Linked DNA regions of Homo sapiens: region 1 is linked to region 2. Evidence: chromatin loops called from intact Hi-C (ENCODE). Cell type or tissue: PC-3. All regions are shown on one strand. Each heading gives the region's core, and the rest is flanking DNA. Links, peaks and the distances in the headings are about the cores only.

Region 1 (10,123 bases), core at 1,006-9,005, 66 kb after region 2:
GAATGATCTTCAGTTGTCTGGAAAATTCAGATCTTCCCAACAGAGGCTGAATTAAGAAAGTGTCACACGATTACAACTTAACCCTCTGCTGTTAGACATTCTGAGTATTTGCACGCCTACTCACATTGTCTCACACTCAGCCTCTCAAGCGCGTCTGTGCATGTGTCCCCTTCTGTCCAGGTCTTAAATTCGCACACACTCGATTTCACAGACACACTCATTTCACCTCCATTAAGAGTCTGACCCAGGGATCATCCTGCCTCAGCTTTTAACCACCCTCAACATAGTACACTTGCCAAGCCACAATATGCCTTTCACCCAATGTCACAGCCTTGGTGTGGAGTGCATATATATTTGTTGAAGTGACAGGCCGAGTCCCTGCCTGTTCCTGCCTCTGATGTTGGTGCTGTCTGTGTGCACACCCTGCTACCACACTGCCTCTGTTCCGTTCCCCTGGGAGGTCTTCGTGATGAAGCCGTGGCTGGGTGAAATATGCATTTTTGCTCCTCTGTGAATCCGGGTTTTCATATTGAACAGATAGAACAAACGGGCCGCGCTGCCCACACCACCGCTTCTCTTGCAGCTTGTTTGGAAGCTGAGGCTGCAGGAGCGAGCTCCTTGCTAAGGAAGGAACATGCATTCTCTCAGAAGTCTTCCCTCTCCACCAGCCCAGCACTGCCTCCAGAGGTGAGGGGAAGGCAGCTGGACAGTTCACTAGTCCCTGTGGTATAGTGGAAAGCACAGTCTCCACGTCAGTGTCTTCCCCTTGTGGTTGGCGAGGGGGAGGAAAAGCCCAGTGGCGTCCCTAGAGAGCCAGATCTTCCTGGCTGTCACCCCCATCTCACCCTGTCTCTGGCTTCCCGGGCTCAGTCTTCAGAGCCTATCACTGCCTCTTTGGCTGCCGCCCAGACCTCAGGACAGGCAACTGTGAGAACAAAGAGCGGCCTTCCTCCTTTTTGGCAGCGGGTGCGTGGTCACATGTGCAGGCCTCCTCGGGAACGTCCAGCTTCTGGTGGCTTTTGTAGACCGCAGTGTAGCTGCAGGCCCGGCTGCAGGTTGTGCCCAGTCCCTTACCCTCCAGCTGTCCCCTCACAAACACTTCCCTGAAGCTCTGCTGACACAGTGCCCTGATTAAGAACCGCAGGCCTGACCGGTCACACTGGCCTTCCTGCCCCGAGTGGGTTCTTATAAAGCAGCCGTGGATGACACAGGCCCCCTCCCGACACGGTGCACTCTCCACTGCCTGCAGGAGTGAGCCCTGCCGCTCCACTCAGCACTGCTGCTGCCTCCTGGCCTACTGCACCCCATGCTTCCCTGTCCCCCCGGGCCAGATGCTGTTCCTGAGCACACCCCTTCTGGTGGAGCCTGCTTCCCTTTCTCCTGACTGCTGTTTGTCTTGGACAAACTCAACACTGGAAGGGGCGGTCTCTTCCTCGTATAAGGAGATGGAATAAACAGCCTCCGCATCCAGTCCTGCTGTCGTGCCTTGCTCCTGAGACCTCTGAATGGCCAGGGAGCCGGGGCTCTGGGCATCCTCCTGGCCTCCACCCCAGGTCCCTGCATGCCACCCCACAAAAGCAGGTGCTCAGTGCTAGCTGCTGAATGGACTTGAGAATCCCAGATAAGTGACAGGCTTGCTACTGCTAACTTCCCACCTGGAGTTCTTGAAAGAGAGTGTTTAACACAAAATCATTCCGTCCACATCTTCACTGAGCATCTACAGTCACCAGCCACCGTGTGAGGGCCGCATAGGGCCACAGAGGCATTACCCCTGGCCTTATCTACACTGCAGGAGATGAGGTGTGCACTCACCCTCCACATGGGTGACAGGAGACCCATACACAGCATGCGGGCTGGAAGACTCTGATGATGGAAATTGTGCATAGGTAGAATGAGGTTAAGTAGGTGGAGGATACTGAAGGGGTAAGAAGAACTAGTATTTGCCGGGGCCTTACTTTATATAGGGCAAAATCCACCCTTCCAGCAAGGATGCCACCTGCAAAGCAGGATCATCTTGTTCTGTAGCTGAAGGGACTTAGTCTTAGATAGCTTAGGAAAAAGGTAATGCAGGGGAGCAGCACGCCGATCATGACCTGAAGCAGCTGACTGTGAGCCTGCCTGCCTCCTGCACACCACCCAAGGCTGTGGTGAGAGCACAGGAGGCGGCGGGTCTAAAGGCTCGACAGAAGCAAGAACTCATATAGATGGGAGCGTTTATTTTACGCATAAAGTCTGGGGCTTTTTTTTTTTCAAGAACCTTATAAAAACAAACTTTATAATTTGAACTCTTCAGCTTGTGAGTGAAGTCACAGTCCTACATCCTTGAGGAAAGTGATCCTTGCCAGAACATGTACTGTGCAGCTTGCTGGGCAGTTTGCTGCAGGTTCCCAGGGCCATCCAGTGAGAGTTGCCAGGGGGATTCCCATGAGGCTGTCCTCAGAAGGGAAGGCTGTGCAGGAGGTCGTGCCTCCAGCCTCCTTAACCACAGCCCTCCAGCCTGTGCTGAGGACCCGGCTTGTATGGCCCTGCGGTGGTGGTGTGTAGCTAGCACACCTCTGTCTCAGGGCTCCAGCCCTCCTGCTGGGGCTCAGAGGAATGCCTGTTGCCAGGTGTCTGGCTACTCTGTGTGTGTTCTACTCATCTTTGTGTCCTTCCATTCACCCTCTATCTGCAAGGCTTTGATTCATCCCTTGCTATTTGCCAGCACTCTGTTAGGTATGGGGAATAGAAAGATAAATAATTAATAGTTCTTGTTTTCAAAGAATTCACCATCTACTAGAGGAGAAACATAAACAGACCATGGATTATTGATGGCTCTAGAAAGGCTGAGAGAAACCCTTGCGGAGCGTGTAAGCAATATTCCGGAGCACCGCTGTCTCCGGGGTACTGGAGCTGTGGAGTGATTGTCCCTCTATCTGCCAAGCTTATCCCACAGTATTAGGAAGTGGAGGCACTGGGAGAGAAAGGTCCATGCTAGAGCCACATGTCTGCTAAGTGGGTGAGCTACAATTTCAAGGCAGCCTTGTGTGTGATTCCAGGGTCTTTGCTCCCAACCACTGTTCATGGGGCTTTTGCTGCTTCAATTTGGACCTGCCTGCGTGTAATGTTTGTGTTAATAAATCGTGGATCCCAGATAAGCACCTTTGAGCACAGTTTCTGGGCATTTTCTCCTGCTTTTAGGATCATCAGTAGCCAGCAGGCCTTCGTGTGAAAAAGCAGACAAAAATCAGACTCGCTGTAGTTTTAGGCGAGGCAGATATTTCTCTGTGGCCACTTCTCCTTGGCAGGAAACTTCTGACGCACCGGAGGTATATTAGCAAATCAGCAGTGCTGTCTCGTCATCAGGTTTCAAAGAGTTGGAAACCAAAGTGGAAAATGAAATTCCTGGAACATTCTGTGGCTTACCCCCCTTTCTTCCCTCTGTGTGGCTGATGCCTTTTTTCCTGCAATGCCTTTGACCCTCTGGCCAACTTTTCATCTCTGGGAAGCCTTCCCTGATCCCACCCAGGTGGGACCCCTCCTCTCTACCCCTGTAGTGGCCCATTAGAGCCTCCCTGCCCCCTTGAAGTGGCCCCATGAGAGCACGGAGCACAGTGCATTGTGATGATGATCTGTGCATGCCTCTTTCCCCTACACTGGGCTGTGCGGGTCTCAATAGCATTTGCAGCATTGCAAATGGATCATTGCATTTGCAGCAGCATGAACATGAACATACAAAGGAGAGGTTCTCGGGGTTGACTGACACTATGCCCCTTTAAAGTACATACAATTCCTTGTTCTACAGAAAAAGTTTATGAGGTAAACAGAAAATATGTATTGAATGATTGATTTTGAAAGTGTTCTTTTAAAAACAATAAATTTTATTGTATATATTTGAGGTTTATAACATAGTATTATGGGATACATATAGATAATAAAATGGTCATATAGTGAAGCAGCTCAGCGTATTCATCATCTCACATAGTTGCTTTTTACGGTGATGGGCACCTAAAGTCTACTCACTTACTAACAATCCCTGATATGATACAATTGTATTAAAGTTAGTCCTCATGTTGTATGTTATATCTCTAAACTGGCTCATGTAAAAGTTTTCAATTGAGGAGTAAGTATACAAAAAATGTACAACAGACAAACATAAAACCTCACCAGCCTTGGAATCAGCCACATGTGGGTTTGAGCCCTAGTGCTTCTATTGAGCTGTTGTTGATGTCTCTGAGCCTTGGTTTTCTCATCTGTCATGTGAGCATGGTAACACGCCATATGACTTTTGTGCATGTTTACTGAGCTAACATAGGTAATGCAATTCACGTAGAATCTAGGACTTAGAAAGCATTTGTCTACTGCTATCTATAATGAGTGCAGTAGTAGGAAAATGTGTCAGTATCTGCTTTTAGGCTGTGTATTTTACAGAAGTTTCTCTGTTTACCTATTTTTGTGCTCATTTCAAGACATCTTTTTGCAATTAGAATGAAAACCATAGCTTGTGAGTCATGACCCACTTTATATCTGGAAGAAAGCTGGGCTTGTTTTTGATGGATGCAAGGTCAGGCGCTTGGAACGTCATCTCTCTTTATGTAGTGAACAAATTGATATTCCCAGAACATAATCCTTTTGCAGATTGTACAGATAGCTGCATCCTGATGACACATGATGTTCACTCTTGGGTAGCTTTGAAACCCAGACATGACTCACTACTTGTTGCATATGGGTGTACGCTTCATGCCACTTTTAATTGTTGTATTTTGCTTCTTAGGATGCGTCATGTTTTATCATTATATACTGATCCGCACAATATCCTGAGAGTCTTCAGCATCGTATATTGGTTTAACGCACTCCAGTATCCTCCAGAGACCCCATTTAGACAAACTTCATAATAGAAAGTAAAATAATGATCTTGTTGCTAAGGTTTTGGGATTTTTAAATACCTATAACTGTAAGAGACAAATCACGTAAGTAGACAAAAAAGAGACAACAGCCACTATTTACTTAGCTGGTGCTGTCTACCAGGAATTATGCCAGGTGCTTTCATAGATTACTGTCACAACAGCGCAGGAAGATGGGCCTTCTGGTTTTATTGTCAAGTGCAGGGAGATGGGCCTTCTGGTTTTATTGTCAAGTGCAGGGAGATGGGCATTCTGGTTTTATTGTCAAGGGAGCTGTTGCTCAAACTCTGACTTGAGGGACAAGGATTGGTTGAGCCTGTCTGGCTCTGAAGCCTACAATCTTTCTCCCTTGTCATGTGGCACCCAATCATAAACAGAAAGTTCCACTGATCTGCCAACTGTTCTGCTCATTGTTACAATGGTTCACCACTCTAGTAGTCCGCAGCGCCACTGCCACTTAACACGTCTGCGGATGGTTCCCAGAACCAGGCTGCAGCCCTGCTGGAGGCTGGGTGTGACTCCTCTCTTGCTCATCATCTGCCTCTCCCTTGTTCTGAAAGAAGTCTTTGCATTGGTTTTAATGAATTTATCTCTGAAAATTCTGCCATCTGGAGTCTCACGTAGAACTCCAAGCCTGGGGTCGTCCATACTCACTACTCTGGGAAATGTCTTCATAAACCATAGGTTGGTAAAATGTAGATGATCTGTGAAAACCTAAGTTTAGGGCCACTGCAATCATCAGAGCCCAGGCAGATCAAAAGAACACAGGCTGGAACACAGGGTTCAGTGTGGAGCCACCAACATTGTAATTTGTACTTGAAGTTACAGCTCTTGAGAAAAGCTTTGGGAAGTGGCTCTTTCTGAGGATTGCCTTGATTTTTGTTTTTTAAAGAAATTGCAATCTGGAGTCTTCAATGAATGAAATATTCTATTTTGCTAGGATGGGGAGAATTACCAGTTTAGATCAAATTATTCTTTATATATCAAGCATATACTCTTCTCTGTGTATTCTTCTATACTTTTTCACTTGCCTAATATTCTTACAACTCCACTGTGAGGTAGGTTAAACCACCCTAAATTGCAGATCAGGAAAATAAGGATGGTAGAGAGAGATTAATAGGCTTGTTCTAAACATGGAGGTAGAAGGAATTGCAGTTGAATTTCCATTTAGACCCATTCATTAGTAATAATCATGCATTCTTGTAATAAAATGGATTATACGTTTTTGCGGGGAGATGTCAGCTCAGCAAACATAGCTTATTAATTTTTCTTGATTAATTGCTATTATATTTTAATAATGGTATTGTAATATTATATATTGTTGCTAATATGAACTTTAAATATACTGGGACTGTGATTAAAGTTGATTTGGGGATGCCGTTGTAGGATTTTACATCATTTTCTATGCTCTTTGAGTTCTTATATAAGCTCTACATCTAGTTTCTCTTGGTAGTGAGCCTAGCTGGCAAAGGCCGTATTGTTTCTTCTCATTGCTGTTTATAATATGCTTTTCAGGGAAACACTAGATTTCTAAGACTAGTAGACTTTGTAAAGCAGGAGTGAAGACCACAGAATCTTTTATATTAACTCTACTTCATGTCCTTCACTTCTTCTTGTTTTGCTTACTTCAGGCTTTAAGCAGTGCCCCCAAGTAGGTAAGGTAGGTAGTGAGTAATTGCCTGGTAAGTGAGGCACCCTGAGTGAGGAATGCCAAATACAGTTGGGTTCTCAGCAGGGAGATCATGGGCATTTTGTCTGAGCAAGCTTGGGTTCACATCGAGGCTCTGGGTACTATTTGTGTAAGTTGGCAACTTCCTCCTTTGCTGACTCAGTTTTCACATATGAAAAATGGAACAGTCATACCTTTCTTGTAAAAATGCTCTAAGGCTTCAGTGAAAGACTGAGAGATAAAATATTTAATGCAGTGCCTGCATCTTATAGGCATTTGAGAAATATTACCTCCCAGCCTCCCTTGCTGCCTTTCATCTTGCTTTTAGAATTCTTGGCTCTTGTGTTTGCTGAGGTTTTGTGCCGGGATCTAACCCATAGCCTTAGCTTTGTGATTGAGCATACAGTCCCTGGCACAGAATGGGTACCCCATAAATAGTTGTTGAATGAATAAAACCTCAAAACCTCAAATGTGTTGGTTGCTGTGGACTACACAGTGAAAATATTAAACTGTAATGGAATGATGTGCCTGGTCCTTTTTTTAATGCATCATGGTTTCTTCAGCATTAAGGAGGTAAAGATGTTTATAGACACTTCTCTGTTTTTCTTTCAGTGCCTGAAACAGTATGTTGAGCTCTTGATCAAAGAAGGATTAGAAACCGCAATTAGCTGCCCAGATGCTGCCTGCCCTAAACAGGGCCACCTACAGGAGAACGAGGCATGTGCAATTGAACAGACTGGGCTGTTTGATGTGCACAGGCGTGCACTGCTGAACTTGTCAGAATAACGTGGGTTTTGTTTGGGTGTGCGTTGCATTATATTCTAGCCCTCAGCTTGTTATCATTCCTGTTTGCATTTTTTTTTCCCTTAGATTGAGTGCATGGTTGCAGCTGAAATTATGCAAAGATATAAAAAGCTACAATTTGAAAGAGGTAGGTGCCTGGTATATCTGCCGGTTATGATTCCTGTAATGTGTGAATGTGGATAATTTTGTGGGGAGTTCTTTTGGTAGATATGGTTATACAGCATTTGATAGGAGTTAAAAAGTTGATGTAAAATAAACTTCTGAAATTAAACTGACATTCTGGATTCTCTGAACAGCTCACAGTTTGAAGACCTTGTCTAGTGATCTATTTGGTAGCAGGAAGAATTTATGGAACACAATTTGTTTATAAGGATTGAGGCTCCTGGGGGAGGCTTAAAGTTGATGGCTCTCTTGAGGTATTATATTTCAGCCAGCTTAAGGCTGAGTTTGAGGGCTAAACTCTTGGACTGGCCCAGAAGTTAAAAGATGCAGAGTCATGGAGGGAAGTCGTGAGGGTAGGCATAGCAGAAATTACAGTAACCCCCGTCCTAACAACAGTCCGATGGTAGGTGTCCTGTCTGCGCTTACTCACCACTGGACACAGACCTAGATAGTAGGTGGTGAATGAATAATCAAGTCCCTTATCCCAGTAAGTGTCACAACAACTCTGCAAAGCTAATTTGTCATTATCTAATAAACGGATCCCCAGAGAGGCTAACTGACTTGCCCTGATTTCTAAATATAGTGGGTGCTTTGGGACCACATCCCATGACCCTTCATCGTGAGCCCTCCACTGGGCCCTGAATAGTCCTTCTGGCTGGAGCAGGCCTGATGCAGACCCAGGGGTCCTCTGGGAGAGCAGTGTGGCAGGTGCACACAGAGCAGAACATGATTCTCAGGATAATATTGCAAAGCATTAAGCCATGTGGAATGTCCAGGAGAGGTCTTTAGCTCTGCTCTCTGAAATACTCCGGGGTCATACAATGAAACTGTAAAGAGTCTGTGGACTCTCTTTGGCTTTGTTTTCATATCTATTCTGGGCCCCAGGCTTGTCTGGTAAAGAGCAGAGTGACAGATGTGTGCAGGCGACACTCCATATGCAGAACATCATTGTGTGGACCTTGCAGGCGGATTCTGAGTTTGGATTGCTGGCATCTGCTCTCCCTCTCCCTGCACTGATTCTCGGGTTCTTGACCTGAGCAGGGTCTCACCACTGAGACACAGCCCTGGAGGGTGGGCTTACATGAAAACATGGCCGGATGGGGAGTGGACGGCAGAGGAGACCAGAGGACAATATCCAGAGACTCCCAGTTTAGCTGCATGCAGAGACCTGTTGTTTGTATATTTTTGCTTTCTAAAAGAAATGCTAGAGATAGCTGGGCCCAGTGGCATGTACCTATAGTCTCAACTACTCAGGAGTTCAAGTCCAGCCTGGGCAACATATTGAGACCCCGTCTCTAAAAAAAAAAAAAAAAAAGAAAGAAAAAGAAAAAAATATGTAGCCCACTTAAAAAAAAACTCAAACAGCATTTTTCATGGCATTGACATTTGTTTTCAAGAGTGTGTTTATTAAAGTGTCGTATATCATTTGCTTTGGGGCAGTTTATAGCTTTAATATAATGCCATTTGGTACAAAAGTCAGTACGTAGGGCAATAAAATTGATTAATTTAGACTTCTGAGACTTTCAGGCTCTTCTGAGAATATTTTCCAGAGAGAATCTTGACAGAAACTGGCTGTTGTTTGCGTTACAAGAATATGAACTTTCTATGACATTGAATTTAATTTAAAAATGCAGCTGGGTACATTTTTCAACCTAATAATTTTAACTGTTATTTCTTTAGTACTTTGGCTTAGTCAGAAAATCTTTTTTCCTTTTGCATAAACATGAAGCCAACTTGGCTTCTGTTAAAAAAAAAAAATCTCTCAAGCCTCTCCCTTTAAAGCATTTTACTAACATTATGTTCAAAGTTTTTTTTTTTTTAAGTATTCAGACTTCATACTATAAAAGACCTGTCTAGATAAAACGTTAGAATGTCAGAGCTAAAATATAGTTATGGATTATAGCCAGCACCTTGAAAGAGTTTGGAGACAAGATCAGAAAGCAAATTTTGACTGTCTCTATGGCTCTAAAATCTAGTCAAGTAGAGGACGCCCTGGAAGAAAACTGAGACAGTTCAATGATTTTCTGAAAACATTGAGTTACCAGAAAGTTCTATGGTTAGGTCATGTTGCGCACACTGTCTGCACTTAGTCTTAGAATGTCTCCTCTGATATAACAGCCTTGGTTTTAGCGTCAATGTCTTCCCCTTCTGGAGCTCTGGGGCAAGCAGGAAGCCAGGGAAGGGGGCCAGGAAGCTGAGTTTTCATTCTGAACACCTCCTCACAACTGGCTCACTCCAGAGTCTGGGTAGGGACAGATTCTTGAGCGAGGGGGTGTGGATGCCTCTTGCTGCGTGGACCCCTCTCTCATGCTACACTCGACGCCCGTGGCCCTCTGAGACCCAGCGGTGCTGTGCTAAGGGCGTTGCTGTGCACCTGCCTCTATCTGGAGGCTCAGCCCTCCCAGAGACAGGACTGTGGGTCCTCATGCCTTCGTCCCATGCCAGCCCAGTGCCTGGCCAAGTGAATGCTGATGTCAGATGTCAACCGTGTATTGTTTTTTTTTTTGTTCTTTGTTTTTTTTTTTTAAAGTAAAGCTCAGAGAGATTAAATAATACGATGGGTTATCCACCTGTAATCAGGCCTGACTAGAGCCGACTCCTGAAA
Region 2 (10,123 bases), core at 1,249-9,248:
TTTCTCCAGTTTACTATTATGCTTCACAACTGTCTGACTGGATAAGATTTCTAATGTCAGTAGCCTTTCCTCTGGGCTTGAAGAAAGGCTTTGTGCCCTGCTCCTCTCCTCCCTGCTCCTCTAACTGCCTGTGTTCTTCTCTTGTTTCTTAGGCATCCAGTACCCTGCTGACTCTGACATGCCCCCAGCCTCCCCCAGCTCTGCAGGGAGCCCTGGTGCCAGAGACCTTCTCCCATTTCTCCCTATGGGTGCCTGACCTGAGGGCAGAGACATCTGAGTGTGTATAAGCACAGCAGGACACCAGGACCTGGCCTGAAGACATTTCCTCTCCTCCCCTCTGGATTTCTCAGAGGTAACTTTGAATTCGGAAAATGAAGGCTTCCCAACGTTCATTGATCTCTTCTTAGTGGAATCTCAGGCCATTGTTGGAAAAGATAGTAGGCCTGCCTGGGTGGATTTTTCTATACCTGTTAAGCCATACCATAAAGGCAATTTTCTAGTAGGTTTCCCCGGAATGAATTTTAAGATAGTGTTCAACACATTATTTTATGCCATCATAGTTGTTTATACTTTGGAAAGATTTCCAGGTTTATTCATTTGCTGCTTTTAACAATCCTTGGAGTCTCCTGTTTTAGATCTCCCTGATTCACTAGAGAACACGTGGATTGAGCTCCTGCGTGTGCCAGGCACAGCTCTAACTCAGAACTCAGTGAGGCAGCACCAGTGCCTGCTCTCACGAAGATTCTGTGTTTGTGAGGAATACAAGTGGAGGATGGGGGTAGGGACAGTCAGGAAGAGACAGACAATTCTCATTTGACAGTAGCCGGAAGCAAATTATATACTATGCAACAAGGCCTAGATATTGTAGAGAAAAGAAAAAGTAGACCATGTCTAGTACGACGGGGCAGGTTGCAGTTTTAAGTGGAGTGGTCAGGGAGGTCTCTAAAGGTGAAATTGAACATGCACTTTAAGGAGGCGCAGTAACTAGCCACTTAGCATCTGGGCAAGAGCGCTGTAGACAGAAGGGCTGGTGGCTGCAGCATACGGACAGCTGGAGGAGCACCCAGGCCAGCCTGGCTGGAAGGACTCAGCACAGAGCTGTGAGCTGGGACTGGGCAGGGCATAGTGGGACCTGGCTGTGCCTGCCATTGCAGGCTGTGGGGGAATTCTAGGTTCATGATGGGATATCAGTGTAGGGTTTTAAGCAGAGAAGCAGGGTCTATTTCATTTTAAATGGCTTACTCTGGCCTCTACATTGAGAATAAACTGTAGAAGGTGGAGGAAAGGGTAGAATCCGGGAGACCATCTTGGAGGATATTGCAGATGGCAGAGGACAAGGCTACAGTCCAGGAGACCATCTCAGAGGACATTGGAGAGAGTGAAGGATAAGGGTAGAGTTCAGGAGACCATCTCAGAGGACACTGCAGAGGGTAGAGGACAAGGCTAGAATCCAGGAGACCATCTCAGAGGACGTTAGAAAGGGCGGAGGACAAGGCTAGAGTCCAGGATACCATCTCAGAGGACGTTGCAGAGGGTGGAGGACAAGGGTGTAAAATCCAGGAGACCATCTCAGAGGACGTTGGAGAGGGCGGAGGACAAGAGTAAAACCCAGGAGACCATCTCAGAGGTCATTGGAGAATTTTACTTTAGTAATCCAGACAAGAGAAAGTGGGGCACACTCTGCAGATAGCAGTAGCAGCAGCAGCAGGGAAAAGTGGCCACATTCTGGATAGTCTGAAGAGAGAGCCCTTACCATGTCCTTCCAGAGTGGTTGTGAATATGAGGAAAAGGGGAAAGTCTGTAATGACTCCAGGCACTTTAGTTTGAGTAACTAGGTGGAATTGTCACCAGTGGAGATGGAGTAGGTTGCAGCCAGAGAAGGTTTGGGTGCAAAAAGGGATTCAGAGGCCGGGTGCGGTGGCTCACGCCTGTAATCCCAGCACTTTGGGAGGCCAAGATGGGTGGATCACCTGAGGTCAGGAGTTTGAGACCAGCCTGGCCAACATGGCAAAACCCCATCTCTACTAAAAATATAAAAATCAGCTGAGAGTTGTGGCAGGTGCCTGTAATTCCAGCTACTCGGGAGGCTGAGTCAGGAGAATTGCTTGAACCTGGGAGGCGGAGGTCGCAGTGAGCTGAGTTCGTGGCATTGCACTCCAGCCTGGGTGACAAAAGCGAGACTCCATCTCAATTTGAAAAAGAGATTCAAAGTTCAGTTTTGAACTTGCTGAGTGTGAGAAGATTATAAGCCACCCACATGGAGACACCGAGTGGGTGGTCCTATCCAGATCTGATCGTTTAAGAGGGCGGTATGTGCTGGAGATGTGATAGGAGTCTTTGGCCTCTGTTTGGTATTTCAAGGAATAAGATCAGATGAGATCCCCAGTGAAAGAAGAGAGGAGTTGTAAGGACTGGGCCCTGGGGCATTCTAGCTTCATGAGGAGCAGAAGAGGACAAGCCAGCAAAGGAGAACAAGAGGGAACAACCAGGGAGGAAGCGGGGGAACCAGGAGCATGGAGAGGACTGAGAATGGAGGCTCGGATCAGTGCCAGGACCAGTGGTCCAGTGGCTGTGGCCACACAAGCTGGATTGGAGAGAAGAATGCAGGGGAGGAAGTGGAGACAGGGATTGTAGACAACTCAGTTGAGCTTTGCGGCAAAAGGGAGCAGAGTTTGAGGTGGTATCTGGTGGGGTAAATAAGCTTAGGAGAATTATTTTTCAGTTGGAAGCATTATCAGCATGTTTAGATGCTGATGGGAGTGATTCTGTAGAGAGTGAAATATTGATTGTGTGGGATGGAGGGCTGCTGAAAACACTTCTTGAGTAGGAGAGAGAGATGGGTTTGTGGAAAAGTGGAGTTACTGGCTTTAGGAGGAACACGGATAGTTACCAGTGGGGATGGACCAAATGACAGATACATGCGTGGGTGGTGCTCGGAGGAGGAGGCTCTGCAGTTCTCTTCTGATTACCGACCTTTCTTTGTGAAATGGGAGTCAAAGCCAGCATCTGAGCATGCTACATGGAGAGGGATTGGAAGTTTGCAGAGACCAGGAGGCAGCAGAAAGTCCTCTAGAGAGATGGAGGTGCAGAGCGGTCACCTGAAGCATTCACAGCCCACTCGAAGCTCTGGCTCCAGACTGAAAGAGCCACTCTGGGTGACTGCATGCTTCTCTAGACAGCCCTGATGGGGAGTTGAAGTGTGCAGGAGGTCAAGGATTGAGTGATCTTTTGGCCAAGCTGAGAGGGACACAGTGAAAGAATGGCTGGAATTGGTATTGTGTGCCAGGGAGAGAGGATCCTAATCTCAGAGGGCACTGAGACAGGGAAGTGAGGAGAGAGGACAGCGGGTCTGAGGGAGGAAGGAGCAGAGGAGGAGCCATTGGAGATGCGGGAGGAGGCCGGGCACTATGGGCCTGGGGTGATGGAGAAAGGACCTGCAGTGGCACAGGCAGTGATCTGAGGTGGTGTGAGGAACCCGGAATGTGGGGTGTCTGCGGGTGCTGCAAGTTCCAGTGTTCCTCCCAAAGGCTCGGCTTCTCAGTCATCCTGTCTCACGTTTTCATGGTCCGTACTTTAAAAGGGCTGCTGGAGAGATCTTCCCCTCCACTTACCCGATTGCCTACTTACCCCTTTGGTGATACTGGGAAGGCATTGCTAAGGTGTCACGGTTGCATTTCCTGGCTGGGGCACTGTGGCCCAGATGTGGCCACTGTGAAAGTTGCCATTTGAAGTTACCCCTCCCGCTTTCTCTTCCATTCCTTGGAAGATAAGTGCATTCTAATTTTATGTTTATTTTTTAATCTTAACTTTAACATATTAGGATTATTGCATCTTTCCCTGCAGTGCTTTTGCTGGCCCCGAGATAGGGTCTCCTCAGGTGTGAGGGAGACATTAAAGAACCCTGGAGAAAACACATCACGAGGCCAAGTAGAATTTTGTGTTCTCTCTGTTGGCCACGCCCACCTCCCAGGACGCTGTGTTTGGGAATCTGTCTCAAACAAATTCCAAGAACTGTGAAATGGCTTCATATTCACAAAAGAGTCATGGTGAAGTGGCCAAAATACTAGAAAATGACATTCCAGCACGAGCAAAGATTTTTTAAATGTTTAGAATTTATAAAGAGAGGTGGTTTTCATGGACTATAAAGCAGCCTCAATCCAGCCTTCAATGATTGAAGTAGCTAATTTTGAAATACAGGTTTTTGTTCTGTTTTGTTTTGTTTTTCCCAAGTAGGAAATATCAGTAGTTTAAAAAGAAAAGAAATTGTTGGTTAAAAACTTGGCCTTGGCCATCACTCAGCCTTTGGACCGGCCACGTTTGGGAAACTGCAGCTTTGTGTGGCCGGCTCGTTGATGGTCTGCTTTTGGCTAGCTGGCCTTTAGGGCAAAGGTCATTTTTAAAGCATGAACTAGAAGCGAAAAGACCGATACCTTGCTCTAGTTCCTCCTGGTTTCAGAGTTCCTAATGTGTAGAAATGAGCAGTATTTTTAGAAATGGAAACAGAGATGCTCTTCTGAGATGCAGCGGCTGATGGTATTGTTACAATCAATCATAACCACATTTTCCACATTTAGCTCAGTTACAGTTTTCTGGGGTTTGTTTACTTCTGTTTTTCAGACTTTGGGCCATTTTCCTCCATATTCTGTGCTCTAGGCTATGATGTTAAGTCAGTCTGTTGCTGGGTCAGTCTTCTCTGAGCCTTCCTGGTGTTTATACATGCCAAATTGGAGGGAGACGGTCAACTACTGGCAAGAGAACAGCAAGTGCCTGTTTTCTAGGGCGGTATAGATTTCTCTAGAAAGATCAAGTCAGCATTTAATGAGCATCCATGATGTGCAAGGTCCCATGCTTGAGGCTCCCAGGATAAATGAGGAGACACAGGCTGACTTCTGTTTGTAAGAATGTGGGTTTTTTTGTTGACTTTTTTTTTTTTTGGGTAATGTTGACAAGGTGAGGATGTGGATTCCAGTTCCCAAAACTGGGGCACAGGCCAGAGTAGAACTAAGACAATGAGAAATGGATGCTGACTGTTAGAAGAATTATCACAACCAAGGCAGTTTTGAGCCTGCTGTGAGGAAAGAGATGAGGAGAACCTGGGCCCTGGAACAGCAGGGCTGGGGAGCCCCTTGGAGCCTGGAGTCTGAAGATTTGCCATCAGGAGGAGGTAGAATCTGTCTCCTGGGCAGGGAGAACCATTCAGATGTGTCAAGGGTAGTGATGTGATTCAAAACAAAAGGGTTCTGGATGGTTGATTGAGTGATATCATGCTTCTGGGATAAAGGGAAGAAGACCCAGTAGGAAATGTTGGGTCATGAGGCTTAACAAAAACAAATGTATTTTTGTCCTTATTTTAAACATACAGTTTCTTTTGATTATTCCCAAAAGCCTAACAACAGAACTTCATAGACACATGCATATACATTCATTAAAGAAATATCGTGCCTGCTCTCAGACTTACAGCTTCATCAATAACTTCTAATTTTAGCTCAATTTAACACTGCCTTATTAAATATTAATGAGAACACCATTAGTATCTTGCCTTTATAATTTGTTATAAAATGGGTAACATAATTCAGTCACCTCAATCTTGATTTAAACCTGACCTTACTGATTTTAATGATCTGTTTTATGAGTTGTGTTTCATAATTTATCTCAGTGCTTTAAAAATTATTTTTCCTTTTTTCTTTCTCTCTCTAAATATATATGATATAAATAAATATAATACCTATAATTGTATGTACATAAATATATAGTCAATGTAAAAACATTTCTTTGAATTTAAAAATAAGGTGAAACCTCTTCTGGTAGAACACAGGGCTGACCGATTTGACAGTGAGAACCTCCTTTGTCTCTTAGGTTATTAGAATCAGCTAAATATACAAATAATATTGACAAACATGTAATTGAAGCATTTTTAATAATAAAATCACGTATTAAGATTTTTTTCAAGCTCGTTCTTGAGTATATTGACTTAAACAAAGTGCCTCTAAGTGAAAAAGTAATGAGTACAATTATTTATAAAGTCTTAGTATAGTCTCTTGATGTGTTTCCCAGAAACTGGACTTGAATGACTAATGTCTTGGTTGTACATTATTTACATATCTGGTGGTTCCCAAAGGTTTACTTTTGTGGGAAGATCTGCTGATTAAGTTGTCAGCTGATCACTCAGAGTTAGTTTTTTCTTTTATTACTATGTGATTTTTGGCATATATATAGAAGTTCAAGACTTGAGTTTCATTTTTACAATGTATCTTCTAGTCCATCTGTGTATGTATGTGAACAAAGTATTGAAGTTATTATAGCTATAAAAGTGAAAAGTTGGAACAAAATTGATCTTGAATTGAGTCTTATTATACATATAAGTAATATTTATCCATAGATATACAAACTTAAAGAGAAAAAATCCAAATTCTTCTGTTTTTAATAGTTTATTTTTTAGATTTAAGAAATGTACATTAATTTATATTTATCTTGTTTTTATTAATTATATAATCATTACAATTGCAGTAATTTTTAATAGTTGGAACCTTATGGTAACAAGCTATTTCAAAAATTAATACTTTTCTTAATTTTTAAAATCAGTAAAATACTTCCACTGATAAAATATAGACAAGGAATCCTATATTACATTACATGAAGTAAAAATTATGTCAGGAGAATAACAATGGTAATATAGGTTCAGAGAGATAAAGGAATGCTATAAAATTTGTGCCCGAGAAGAAAGTTTCTACATATATAAAATTTAGTGATAGGCCAAAAATTAAATCTTTTAAAACTGACATTGACTTATTTTTTAAAAGGCAATATGCCAGAAGTTACATCATTTTCAGTGATTTGTAGTTCTATTGAATTTTTTTGATGGCAACTGGGGGCATGCAAAGGGCCTGAGTAGTTTTTAAAAATTATTTTAAGCCGTATTTAAGCCAAAAAAAGGGACAGCCTCTGCTGCAGGCCACACAGTGCCAATGAGAGGGTCTGTGGGAAGAGGTGGAGCTCGAGAATCGGTGAGGCCTGGCTCTGCCCTGTCCTGCCCACGTGATCTGGAGAAGCCACTTCCCTCTTGGATTTGTTCATTATACAATGGGAATGGCAGATGCTCTAAGGATCAGATGTATTGAAGGATGGGGAAACTGTTCATAACGTGTGATCAACATTCAGATGTTAGCCACTCACATGTTAGCTACGGGCTAAGAACTAAAAGCACACAAAATGACCACCTGCAGCCCAATCTAGGTCCCGAGGGAAGAGGGAAGGAGGTCAGTGTGTATAACTGGTGGAGCCATGCTGCACGGTGGAAACTCAGCAGATACAAACAAGATACCAGCAAGCTCTGTTGCTCCCAGCTGCAAGGAAGACTGGGTGTGGAGATGGTCTACATGTTTTATTCTCTCAGAGGAGAATACTCTGATGGTGCTGCAGGGCTGCAGGAATTTGGGAGATCCAGATCTGGCTGAGGGATGTCTTCTGTCACAGCACAGAGAGAAGAGACAGCCTTAGAGGAGGTTGATTTTTATTCTCAAGCTCCTGGAGCCACGCAAGTTTGGATCCTGCCCAGAGGTCTAGGGACACATGAAATACCTCATGGTTGCTGCTGACAGCTATCATTTGTTTATCACTTTCATGTTTATAAATGAATTTCCATTTGCATGGTTATTTTGCTGGCTTAAACAATGTCCCTGTGAGCTGTGGTGCTTCCCATCATCCAGCTGAGAAAACTGAGACTGAACAAGGCTTCCTCAAGATGAGGCAACGGGCCATTGGTGGAGTTGAAACAAGCCCAGGATGCCCCATTTCCAAATCTCACATTACCTTTCTGCCTGATAAAAATTTAGGAGAGACTCTTAAGAGGTGACTCTTAGCACCAGGAAAGCAGGGAAGATTAGAACATCTTGGAAAATATCTTGATTCCAAATGGAAGTGATTTAGGATTGCAAGACCCTCCAGGATCCAGATGGGTGTGGGCGTGGTGGGAGTGGAGTGGATCATTTCTGGACATTGGTGTTTTGGAGGAGCCATTTTAAGGGCTATCAGCTGGTGTTTTATGTGCTTCAGAAGAGATCTTGAGTACCAGAAATAATGGTGTCCAGCTGTGGGAGGAAGCACATATTGAAATCAGATGAATTATTTTGCAGAGACTAGGAACATGACTGTGAAGTCCATTGGTGGACGAGGTCATTGGGGGCAGAGGAGAGGCACCAGTGGGCTCTGGAGTGCCTGTCCATCCCTGAAAGCGTAGGCCATGCGAGGTGACCACGTGGTGCTTTTGATTTCTCTTCTGGGTCCTCTTTGCCCAATTCTAGTTGAAAACTTTGGTGCAGGCTAAAGTCAGCCCAAGAGAGTGTAATATTATCACCAACACTTCCCAGAAAGAAAAAGTCAAACGCAATTTGAGGTTTTGAAGAATCAGAATGAAGAGCCTGCTGTTAAACATTTCTTCACTATGTGAGTAAGTCAACTGAATGTGAGGATTAACTACAAACAGGAGGTTTGTATATAAATGTTTCCAGGATGGGGAAAAAAAAATCACATTTCAGAATCTTTGAAGAAGGGGTTAGCCTGGGGAAGGCATTTCACAGTTCCCTCCCCTCCCCTCCCCTCCCCTTCCTTTCCTTCTTTTTTTTTTTTTAAGGAAATCAAGAAACTTCTGGTAGAATAGAGAATAAATTGAAAGTGCATCATCTGAGGAAGGTTCTTACATAGGACAGGAATTAAAGGACATCCTCTGTATTAAAAGGATCATGTAATCCACAGACTTTGAGAGCTGGCCCTGGAGGCAGTCTAGGCCTCTTTAGCACCGAGCTGAGTCTCTGGTCGAAGAGACCATGGAGTGAGGAGGGTGTGGACGTCACCCAGAACTTCCATTTCAGAGACCTGCACTCAGCCAGGCTATTTGTGTGTTCTTTCAATTCATTGACAAATCAACATTGGATTTTCGGAATTCATTCAGGATCTGTCTTTGCTCTTAATCTTAACTTTTGTATTTGAGTTCTAAAAGTTCTCTAAGGAATTACTTAAGGAATTATGGATAATTTATTTTAAAAATAAATATACATACACAGTAAAATTATTAAACTACAGAGAGTGTATTAAGTAAAAATTTAAATTCTGTACCTTCTTTCCCAGAGAAAACCACTATCATCATCACCATTATTATTATTATTATTTTTTTATTTACCCCTCTAGAAAATTTAGGAGGCATAAAAAGATACCCGCTTTTTAGTCAGAACAGGATTCTGCCATATTACTGTTTTAAGCAGTGCGTTTAAAGAGCTGTATTCAGTAGAATTTGACACATGAAAAACTTCATTATGTCAGTTTTGAAGCATAATTAGCAAATATCCTGAACCTGCCTTTCAAACGAGAGCATCGTTGATGTGAATGGTGCTCCCATATATTGCTGCCCTGGCATCCCACCTTTCCCCTGAGCTACCTACTAATCTTTCCTTGCTATTTTAAGCGTTCTTTATTGCTAAACCTTATATCCTTTTACTCATTAACAATGATATTGTGTTATAGGTAGACTTGCTCACTCAGTGTTCTCTAAGATTTAACCGCGTTGTTTTGTGTAACTGCATTTATTCATTTCATGTTGTGTAATATTTGATAATGTTGGCGTCGATTTCTTCATGCATTCTCCTGCCATTGGATGTTTGGGTTATTTTCAATCTTTACTGTCACAAAACAGTCTGCTGTTAGTATTCTTGGTTCCTAAATACCTGGTCCATAAGTGCAATTTTTTTCTTGATTATATACCAAGGAAGAGCACAGCTGGGCCTGAAAAATAAAAGCTAATTAATGATTAAGTTTGCAAGAAAATGTTGTAATGATTTCTGAAGTGTGATCATACTAATTCACATTGCCATCAGCAGTGAATAAGAGTTTCCTTTAAAATTTATGCCTTTCTTATCCTAACACTTGGCATTAGGTGTCTTAATTTTTGCCAAATTAATGGTAAGATGAATTTAAGCTACCAGTAATATTGAGCTACTTTCCCCATGTTTAATCACCATCTGTTTTGTCCACTGTAAAATGACTGCTCGTATTTTTGGTCTAGTTTTTTTATTGGATTGTATTTTTCTTATTGATTTGAACTCATTTTCCTGTATTCTGAAGACTGTTGTTT

The links. Hi-C counts contacts between places; a loop is a spot of excess contacts. Peaks named below come from ENCODE experiments on the same cell type or tissue, not always from the same donor. Only the 100,000 strongest peaks of a DNase experiment are listed, where the experiment ranks them.
Region 1: a loop joins it to region 2, with 4 times the contacts of the local background. A loop is called at or near these places in 3 of 110 quality-filtered maps.

The regions. Positions count from the first base shown.
Region 1 is chr2:7,007,290-7,017,412 of GRCh38, forward strand. RNF144A (ring finger protein 144A) reads left to right here. Exons shown (of 9, transcript NM_014746.6): 4 at 7,165-7,269; 5 at 7,423-7,483. Among named protein-coding and RNA genes, the nearest start is that of GRASLND, 94 kb to the left of the region's middle. RefSeq lists an enhancer at 9,879-10,123. In PC-3, for the core only: CTCF peaks have their summits at 5,447 (motif pointing left) and 7,271 (motif pointing left); DNase peaks (open chromatin) are centred at 3,322, 4,632, 5,372 and 6,632; H3K4me3 peaks cover 886 bases; H3K27ac peaks cover 6,998 bases.
Region 2 is chr2:6,940,796-6,950,918 of GRCh38, forward strand. It overlaps RNF144A (ring finger protein 144A), which reads left to right. Exons shown (of 9, transcript NM_014746.6): 2 at 153-352. Among named protein-coding and RNA genes, the nearest start is that of GRASLND, 27 kb to the left of the region's middle. In PC-3, for the core only: no CTCF peak of the experiment used is centred there; a DNase peak (open chromatin) is centred at 6,106; H3K4me3 peaks cover 246 bases; H3K27ac peaks cover 2,480 bases.